2 separate regions of the Homo sapiens genome follow, and region 2 is linked to region 1. A link is a loop called in an ENCODE intact Hi-C map of the cell type or tissue named here. Cell type or tissue: ovary. All regions are shown on one strand. Links, peaks and the distances in the headings refer to the core of each region. The heading gives the core; the rest is flanking DNA.

The links. Hi-C counts contacts between places; a loop is a spot of excess contacts. Peaks named below come from ENCODE experiments on the same cell type or tissue, not always from the same donor. Only the 100,000 strongest peaks of a DNase experiment are listed, where the experiment ranks them.
Region 2: it touches region 1 in a loop (4-fold over the local background); 1 of 110 quality-filtered maps calls a loop at or near these places.

The regions. Positions count from the first base shown.
Region 1 is chr7:127,502,094-127,507,483 of GRCh38, forward strand. LOC105375490 (a long non-coding RNA gene) reads right to left here. Exons shown (of 5, transcript XR_007060511.1): 4 at 3,227-3,669. Among named protein-coding and RNA genes, the nearest start is that of LINC03012, 28 kb to the left of the region's middle. In ovary, for the core only: no CTCF peak of the experiment used is centred there; a DNase peak (open chromatin) is centred at 2,845.
Region 2 is chr7:127,302,048-127,307,437 of GRCh38, forward strand. No RefSeq gene overlaps it. Among named protein-coding and RNA genes, the nearest start is that of GRM8, 52 kb to the left of the region's middle. In ovary, for the core only: no CTCF peak of the experiment used is centred there; no DNase peak of the experiment used is centred there.

The DNA of each region.
Region 1 (5,390 bases), core at 80-5,079:
AAGATATTAATCCAGTACCTAGAAGGAACTTAAAAAATTTACAAGACAAAAACAACCTCGTTAAAAAGTGGGTGAAAAACACGAACAGACATTTTTCAAAAGAAGATATATACGCAGCCAAAAAGCATGTGAAAAAAAGCTCAAATAACACTGATCATTAGAGAAATGCAAATGAAAATCACAATGAGATACCATCTCACACCAGTCAGAATGACTGTTATTAAAAAGTCAAAAAATAACACATGCTGGGAAGGTTTCAGAGAAAAGGGAAAACTTATACACTATTGGTGGAAGTGTAAATTAGTTCATCCATTGTAGAAAGCAGTGTGGTAATTCCTCCGAGAGCTAAAATCAGAAACACCATTTGACCCAGCAATCCCATTACTGAGTATATGCAGAGGGATATAAATTATTCTGCCATAAAGACACATGCATGCAAATGTTCATTGCAGCACTATTCACAATAGCAAAGACAAAAATCAGCCTAAATGCCCATTGACAACAGATGGGATAAAGAAAATGTGGTACATATACACCATGGAATACTATGTCACCATAAAAAAGAACGAGATCATGTCTTTCCTGGGAAAATGTATGGAGCTGGAGGCCATTATCTTTAGCAAACTAACAGAGTAACAGAAAACCAAATACCAGATGTTCTCACTTATAAGTGGGAGCTAAATGATGAGAACACATGGACACAAAAAAGAGAACAACAGACACTGGGGCCTACTTGAGTAGGGAGAAAGTCAGAGGAGGAAGAGAGGCAAAAAAAATAATTGGGCACTGGGCTTAGTACCTGGGTAATGAAATAATCTCTACAACAAATCCCTGTGACATGAGTTTACCTATATAACAAACCTGCATGTGTACCCCAAACCTAAAGAAAAAGTTAAAAAAGAAAAAAAGAATAATGTTCACTGTAGGTTTGATTTGGTTTGGTTTAGATACCCTTTACCTGGTTAAGGAATTGTCCTTCAATATTTAGCTTCATGCAAATTTTTAAAATTATGAATGAGTTTTGAATCTGTCATATGTTTTCTGCTGACTTCTCTTGCAAGCTTGGAGCTCAGTTTTCCCAGGTGGTCAAAATCAGTTACCACTCATCCAACGGCTTTCCACCTTCCTACTTTTGACTGCTATTGTCTCCTCACTTTTCTTATAGGTTTATATCTTTTAAAAAACATCCATTGGTTGTCATTTTTATAATTTGGGGGAGGGAGTGAAGTGAATGCATACATTCAATCCATAATCTTTAACTGGCCATTTTCCATCCTTAAAATTTTTCCTTCATATTTAAGTTAAATTCTAAAGTGTCACTCCTAGGCAACCCCCCCAACTTGCATGCTATTTTTACCCTTTGCAATTTATGTTACTGTTGTCTATCATTTAACTTTAATTTTTTAATCCCCACGGAAGACATTATTGTTTTAGATAGATAAGATTTGTTAGATTACCAACTTTTTTTGCCCACCGGACCTTCTTCTATTTCAGACCTTACTCCCGGAGGCATTTTTCTTATTCCTTCAGAATTGTAGTCTCAAGGTGTAGTTTATGGACCTGTAGGGACCCTGAGACCCTTTCTGGGGCCCACAAGGTCAAAACTACTTTCATAATAATACCAAGATGTTATTAGTCTTTTTCTCTGTGTTGACATGTACACTGGTGGTGCAGAAGCAATGGTGGGTTCAAACATCTGGTGACTTAGCATGAATCAAGACAGTGGCACCAAATGATGCTGGTAACCTTGCATTCTTCTCTGCCGCACACTCACAGTAAATTTCTAAAATGTCAGTTATGCTTAACAATGTGCTTGGTGAAGCAGAAAAAATATATATTAATTTTATTAAATCTTGACCTTTAAGCAATGTCTTTTTAATATTCTCTGTGACAAAATGGGAACTACAAAAGGCACTTCTTCTGAATACTGAAGTATGATCGTTTTCTCAAGGAAAAACACTTTTGTGATTGAGTTGCAAGCTGACGTAACCGATTTTTTCATGGAACACTATTTTTACTTAAAAGGATGACTGACAGATGAACTATGGCTATTCAGACTTGGATAATTGGCAGACATTTTCTCAAAATGGAACGAAGTGAGCCTGTAACTTCAAGGAAAACAACCAACAGAACTTGTTGCCAATGATAAAATTCAAGTTTTTAAGCAAAAATTAGAATTTTAGAAAATTTGTATTTGCCACCATGGGTCTGACAGCTTCCCAATACTTGGACTTTTCTAATGAGATCAGTGGTGATGTTAATGAACGTAATTTTGGCGTAAATGTTTGGAAGATCTACCTGATTCAATGAATCAATATTTTCAAAACAGAAAAGTATAATAGTTAAAAATTTTTTAATTAATGGGTTAAACAGTAAACAGTTGAAGAGAGAATTATTGATATATGGATTTTTTTAAAAGTACTCATAATACAGCAGAGAAAACAAGGAGATAGAAAAAGTGAAAGACAATTTAGTACAAACAAGCCTGTTTCTATTTTGCAAATTCTGTGTGGTTTCTTTTATAGATTCCTGCTTATTTTGGGTAGTTCCTTATTGCTTTACATTTCTGTGAGATACCTGGGTATACATAATTGTTTGATATTCTACATCTTGATCATTCCAAAATCAGAATTCATGAGGACTCTAAATCCTTCGTTTATTGTTTCTGCTGACTCTCCCCATGGTGAGACAGAGGCTTTTTCTTCTGTCATGTTGGTGATCTTCGATGGTGAGCCCATGTTTGGTAGATCTTCATCTATGGAATCCTGAGGGGCTAATTGAGGTTGACTTCCTCCAGAGCAGCTTTATCCTTGCTTCCACTGGGGGCCAGGGGGCGCCAGACCTCAGCTGCCTTATTTCCTTCCAGGTTCCATTCACTGGCCTTGGGTTGAGCCCAAAGCTTAGTGTCCTGATTGCATTTGCTTACTGCTCACTGCATCTCCTTTTCAGATTTCAACAAAGTATTCTCTCTCTCTCTCTCTCTTTTTTTTAACACCGTTGGATATTTCTCTCATTTCCTACAAACCTAGCACTGCATTTGAAATTACAATGTTACTCAAGCAGATATAATGTAATCAAAATACAACTTTATTTTTTCTTCCCACTGTTCCATTAGGCTTTATTTAGCAGGAGTAAAGTTTCCCTGAGCCTGGATGAAAAACAATCTTGATTCAGAAATTAGATTGTCCAATTCTGTATAACAATTATAACTCTGGGCTTGACTTACAGTAAAACTCCTCCTCCCCCAGCTTGGTTCTGCTTCAGGCTGAAAGCCTACAATGAGAAAGAGTGGCTGATTAGTTTCTTCCTTTATTTACTGCCTTGTGCTTCCCTTCTCCCCCTTCCCCTTCCCTCTCCCAGCTGTTTTCATGTCCTCAAAGTCAAAGCAGGAAGATGGTAGACAGGAAAATGATAAAATATTCTGTGAACTGATATCTTCATGCCCTGAGGGTCATGAGCTCTTCAAAGGTTCCTATCACTGTACTCCTTTCTCCTGCAACATCTAGCCCCAGGTAGGTGCATTTCTAGCCTGAATGATCCTGCATGATTCCTCTCTTCATTTTTGTACATCAGCGTTACGTAACCAGCTTCTATCTTCAGAAATCACTTTCTTCCAGGTGGCAGGCTCTAAGAGAACCCATGCTGGCTCTCAGCACCCACATGTAGTCCCTTTGAAACAATGAGACAGGCTTTGCTAAAAAACAAAACACAAGAAACCCTAGGCCAACCCCTTCCCATGTTTGCCAAGAGAGTGGTTAGTCAGCTCTTTTCTTGCCCTCTAGATTTCCAACATCAGAGTCAAGCCCCAGCCCACATATCAAAGGTCTCCAGGTACCATGGTAGTCCTCCTCAGTAGACCTCAGATGAAGAAGAAAGTATCTCCCTCTGTGTCGGGGGAGGAAGTGGGACTTTACTGTTTTCTCCAAAGATGCTTCCTCACTAAATGCTTTTCCTCTCTCCTTGCGCTAACCACATTTCATATTATTGGTCTACCACGTCATGGAGTGCATTCTCCAAATATTCACATTCTCTTTGGTATCTATTATATTGGTGTTTCAGTCAACCTCAAGGGGAAGGATTTCAGTCCAACATCCTGTTACTCAACATAAATATGTTTTATCCTTGCTCTAGCTGTGTATTTAGTTCAACATACTGGAGGAAGCAGAATACTGTTCTAATAAACTTGATGTGAAATAACTCACTTACGTTTCATAAATATATGACAAACTGATTTAAAAATAAGGGCTTTGGGAGGCTGAGGCAGGCGGATCATGAGGTCAGGAGATCAAGACCATCCTGGCCAACATGGTGAAACCCCATCTCCACTAAAAATACAAAAAATTAGTCAGGAGTGGTGGCGTGTGCCTGTAGTCCCAGCTACTAGGGAGGCTGAGGCAGGAGAATCGCTTGAACCCAGGAGGCAGAGGTTGCAGTGAGCCGAGACTGCGCCACTGCACTCCAGCCTGGTGACAGAGCGAGAGTCTGTCTCAAAAAAATTAAAAAATAAAAAATAAGGAATAAGGCTGCAGTGTTTATTTAGTCCTATGCTAACGGTCCTGAGCTGTGAAGAAGAATATAATCATAAATCAATGTCATGTCCAGAAAATAATGATCAAGAATACTATAGAGAAGGGCCTGGTTTCTTCACTACACATTGTGCTTCATATACTATGTTACATGAGTATGTCTGAGCCCACTTTTACCTCATTTGGATGCACATGAGGCCATTTATTCCTCCAGATACACATTGTATAGTTATTTTCTGCTCTAGTAAATTAATAGCTTAATTAGCACCTTAATTTGATTTTAAAGGCTGAAAAATATAGGTAATAGTGTATTCTTTTTAGAGAAAAATTCTAAATAATCACACTTTGTGTCTAGTTATTAAACATGCAAACTGTAGTTTTTATACAAAAATAGAAAAAACCAATACCTACTAAAAGCTATTTTGGGCAATTAGGAGGAATTCTCTTGTTTACATTAGAGGAGAAATAGTACAAAAGTAACTGAACACATGCCAGAATAATTAGCAGGCTCTTGGCTCATTTAAATTATGCGCACATTGCCATTTTAATGCATTTTTTAAATACCCACTTGCAATTCTATTTTATTTTTGGAAGAAAATTAGTAGCTTTCTACTAGGTATGATTAGTAAAACCAGATTTGTTTCCTGTTTTCCTGGAAAACATAAAACTTCCTGGCTTTATAGACCCATTTTTAATAATAATTAAAAACATAAAATAATAATAATCATACTTTGGATTTATACAACACTTGTGCATGAAAACTGGAGGCACTCTTTTTTGTAAGATAATTTCTCTGTAGGAATATTATGCTGTTTCTTCATGCTCACTATATAATATGTTGATCCTAAGGACCATCTAATATTA
Region 2 (5,390 bases), core at 72-5,071, 200 kb before region 1:
ATCATTTGTACACCAAACTCCAGGAACATGCAATTTACCCTTGTAAGAAACCTGCACACGTACCTACTGAACCTAAAATAAAAGTTGAAAGAAAAAACAAGAAAACAGAATGAGAAGGAAGAATTGGTGCAATCCACTGAAAATTCTTGTTAGCAAAGTGATGGTCCTTGGGTCAGAAGTTAGAGAATATGGCTTGCTCATTGGTGTGTTTTTGACATCTTTCTGCTTTTGCTCTCTTCTCTCTACTTTCCAATGATGAGAAGTGGAGATTTTATTTAATACTAGGCAGGTGAATTCAACTAAAATACTGCAAGGGCTGGCCTTGTTTTCCATGCCACAGTACCTCATTCAGCAAACAAGCTGGTGGTTTGCTAGGAAGCATTTTCTCTTAATTGAACTGCTAGTCTGATCATTTGTGGGGATACGAATAAGAAGGTGGCTAGGCTGGCCACACCTGTCCCATGCTTCAAATATTTCCAGAAGTCTTGAGAGCAGTTAAACACTATCCAAGGCAATAACCCACTAAATGAATGACTTCAGGCAACTCATGGAAAAATGTGAAAAATACACTAAAACAAGTGTGACAGTGTCATCTGCAACAGCACAAAATCAACCCGTATCACCAGGACTCAGCTGCTCTATGATTGGAGCAAAGATGCTAATGGTTATACTAAAAAATTAAAATTAGTAATAATTCTGTTCCCACAAGAGCTTTGTTCTGTTCTGAGCACAAATGGCATCAACATCTTGGAAGCTGATGGTTAGCTAACTTGAAGCAGATCCTCTAGAAATTTATTTGTTTATGTATTTATTTTAGAGACAGGGTCTTGCTTTGTCACCCAGGCTGGAGTGCAGTTGTGCAATCATAGCTCACTGGAGCCTCAACCTCCTGGGCTCAAGTGATCCTCCCGCCTCAGCCTCCTAAGTAGCTGGGTCTACAGGCATGCACCACATGCCCAGATAATTTCTTATTTTTTGTAGATATAGGGTCTTTCTGTGTTGCCCAGGCATGTCTTGAACTCCTGGCCTCAAGCAATCTTCTCACCTCAGCTTCCCAAAGCCTAAGATTACAGGCATGAGCCACTGCGCCCAGTCTAAACATTTATTAAAATCATGGGGTTTCCCACTGGAATTTTCATTTTTAGCTCTAAATATGTTTTTGGTTACTGAACCAGATCTTCCAGCATTAGAATACATCCCCTGTGCATACTCAAGAGATATATTGCCTCTTCCAGGCCACTACAGGAATATTTGATGAATTATGACCCAGGCTATAATAGGAGAACATTACTCACACCGAGTCCCTGAAAGCATCTGTCTAGTTCCACAGGCTCAAATGTTACAGCTTAAAGTCTTCAAAAACCTTTTTAAGAAACAGCTAAATGACACCACCAGGCATTTTCAATCAACCCACATTCATTTGAACTTCAAGTGGTCAAACTTTGTGTGAGAAAAGGTAACACCTTTTTCTCAATAGTCATGTGCTACCTCAATACAATGTTCTTCCACCCTCAGATTAGCTCCATCCACGGTTTTTAAATGTCAGCTTTCAGGCGCTAATGAATCCACAGCTTCAGCTCAGTGGTTACAATGGAGTTAATTATGATATATGAGATTCAGGATCCTTGAGAATGCCCCAGGCAGGGAGCTTTTAAAATCTCAGATTCATTTATGTACGTAATGGAGGCTGTTCCATGTTTCTGTAAAACCACGAAATTATTGATCATTTTCATTGGCATCACTTTCATCCTAATAGTCTCAGACTGATATTAAATGTATAATTAAATGACTGCCCCATTGTTTGGTCTCAGATAATAGTAATAGCTCACACTTAACAGAGGGTTTATTATGGTCTACTCACTGTGCTAAGTTCTTTACTACAAACATTGTCATTTTATATAAGCCTCAGGAAGGTTCAGGAGCTTGTCTAATGTCACACAGCTCATGAGTGGTGGCACTGGAACTAAACCCAGGTTGGTCTGATTTCAGAGCATGAACTCTTTACTCCACCAGCCCCTCCCACTGCATATACTACATAATTTAATCAAAAATAGAGCTTCTCTATTTTCAGCCGCCAAATCAGAGCCAAATATGATTTTGACTCTGAATAGATATTAAATTTTCCTCCTTGAATTGTCTTTCCTTTTTTCCTTCTTTCTTTTTTAGCGTATCTCTTTGCGTCCTTTCACCTTAAATCCCTGCCCCCTTTTAAATGCCAAGAGTCTCAAGCTCCACCCTTACAGAACGCCCCTGCAATAACACAGCATATCCATTAGGGTCTAGAAGTCACTCGGAAAATTAAAGCAAAACCTCACAAAATATGATCATTCTTAATTCTTAAAAAATTAAAAACAAGCTGAACAAAATATTTTGTCATAAAAACTTGTACATTTGTACTGATATTTGCTTCTTTATAGCCCATATCTGAAATTACAGTCATGCACCACATGATGATGTTTCAGTCAGCAATGGGCCACACTGCCAGTCTATAAAAGTATAGCACATGCAATTGTGCATAGTATATAACACTTGATAACGATAATAAATATGTTACTGGGTTATGTATTTATTAGACAACACTTATCATCATTTTAGAGTGTAATATGTCTACATATGTTTTTAAAAAGTTAACTGTAAAACAACCTCAGGCAGATCCTTCAGGTGTATTCCAGAAGAAGGCATTGCTATCATAGGAGATGGTAGCTCCATGTGTATTATTGCCCCTGAAGACCTTCTAGTGGGGCAAGGTGTGGAGGTGGAAGACAGTCATACTGACAATCCTGATCCTGTGTAGGCCTAGGCTAGAGTATGTTTTTGTCCAGGTTGGAGTGCAATGGTACCAGCATAGCTCACTGAGCCTCAAACTCCCAGGCTCAAGCAATCCTCCCACCTTGGTCTCCCAAAGTACTGGGATTACAATGCAAACTGCCACACTGGACCCCTAAAATTTTTAAAACTAGAAAAAAGTTTACAGAATAAGGCTATAAAGAAAATACTTCTGTACAGCTATATAATGTGTTTGTGTTTTAACCTAAGTGTTATTACAAAAGTCAAAAAGTTAGAAAAAATTTTAAATATATGAAGTAAAAAACATTACAACAAGTTAAGGTTAACTTATTATTGAATAAAGAAAAATACTTTTTATAAATGTAGTGTAGCCTAAGCATACAGTGTTTATAAAGTCCACAGCAGTGTACAGCAATGTCCTAGGCCTTCACATTCACCCACCACTCACTCACTGACACCCAGAGTAACTTTGAGTTCTGTAAGTTCTGTTCATGGCAAGTGCCTTAGGCAGGTGTACCATTTCTTTATCTTTTATACTGTATTTTTACTATGTCTTTTCTATGTTTAGATATGGATGAATACATAAATACTTACATTGTGTTCCAGTGTCCTACAGTATTCGATACACTAATACGCTGTACAGGTTTGTAGCCTAGGAACAATAAGCTATATAGCCTGGGTGTGTAGTAGGCTATACCACCTAGGTTTGTGTAGGTACACACTACGATGTTTGCACTATGACAAAATCTTCTAGTGATGCATTTCTCAGAAGAGGATATCTCTGTCATTAAGCAATGCATAACTAATCTAATTTAAAATGCCCCAAAAACTTAATTTGGACTTGCTAATTTTTCATTGTACATTATAGTTAGATTAATTGTTAACTTACTGTCACTTTCATCCATTTTCTAATCATTCCTAATATCATGTTTAAGTAGTTTATTTTTACACCATTAAAATATAGAAATACTGTAAATCAGTATAAAATGACACATATAATTTTGTTAAAACTTACATAGAGTAAGTATGTATTAGTCTATGTGGTACTCACAATAATTAATTTCATCATGGGGAAAATTATAATAGTCTTTAAAATTATTACATGAGTATAGTCTAAATGATAGGGTTGCATTCTGTGATCTGTTGTGCAAACACGACATGGACACCACACGATACAAATATAAAATAAGATTTTTAGGAAAAAGCAGTCAAAGAAACATCAGAGGTTATGAGCTCCATCCTCTTGCTATCCTGCAGTGAGGCAATCTCAAGTCAAGAATATCCAGGCATACCATGGAAAGCACATTGGAGGAAGGACCGCACACCTGTGCCACTTTACATAGTTATCAAAGCATGGAAAGGGGCCAGGAAAGCTCTAGATACCTGTAAAACAATGGGAACTTCATGGAAAGGAGATGACCTTCTTAGAAAGGGGAACTGTCCTGAGGTCAGCCTCTGGATAGCCTACTCTTCTGAAGAATCAGCTTCTTTCCAAGCTTGTGAAAAAGCAGAAGGGATGAGCCTCCAGAAAAGTCTCTGGATTTGTATCTTCTCAGCATCTAAGCCAATATTTTTAGCGTGTCTTTATTTCAAATGGGAACAACTTAAAATATGTCAAAAGGACACAGCAACCAACTTAGAGGGGCTCTCAATGGTCAGATTTGAGGAAATTTAAGTAACAATAAGAAAAAATTATAGTAATGGATTACGACCCACAGACTAAAATAAGAAACAAAGGGCCCACAATGATATAAATAAACAAATAAAATCTTCTCACAGTAGGCTTCCAACTTATAGATGTTGGATAAAGGAATGATGAAAATGGAAAATCAATTTGGCAAATATCACAGTAATCATTTTTCTTCAGACAAGAATAATTGATAAGTTCTTAAATTTCTGAGTGAAAGTTTGATGAGATACAGAATAGTTTACTGAGTCACAAAGTATCTTTCCATAAGATGTATATTAATCACCATGGAAAAAGAATAACTTTTTGGAAAAGCCTGGTAGATACCTTCTTAAGTGATTAAAAGTTATCACCAGTAATGGAATAAGTTAATTCCGTGTGCTTCTCAATATAATGCACTGAATATCAATTTTATGATCTTCTTGACAAAAGGGTGCATAACCTAATTTGAATCATGAAGAAACATCAGAAAAATTCAAACTGAGTGACATCCTTCGAAATAACTGGTCAGTCAATGCTTTTCAAAAAGTGTCAAAGTTGATGGAAGACAAAAAAGACCAAGGAACTAGCACAGATTAAAAGACCCAAGGATACATGATAACTAAATCCATCACGAAATCCTGGGTTAGGTCTTGGACCAGAAAGGAAATTCATGGAACGGTTGCTGAAGTTTGATATGCATTATTAATAGTACTGTATCAATGTTAATTTCTTGATTCTAATAATTTTACTATCATTAGGTAAGGTATAAGCTTTTGGGAATCTGGGCAAAGGGCTTGCAGATATCCTTTGTACTGTTTTTACAACTTTTTGTAAGTGTGAAATTATTTTTAAGTGAAAAGTTAAAAAAATGAGCAATGATTGTTAAAACCCTAGTAAACTCTGAAGTAAGTACTTTTAGTATTTAAATATTTCT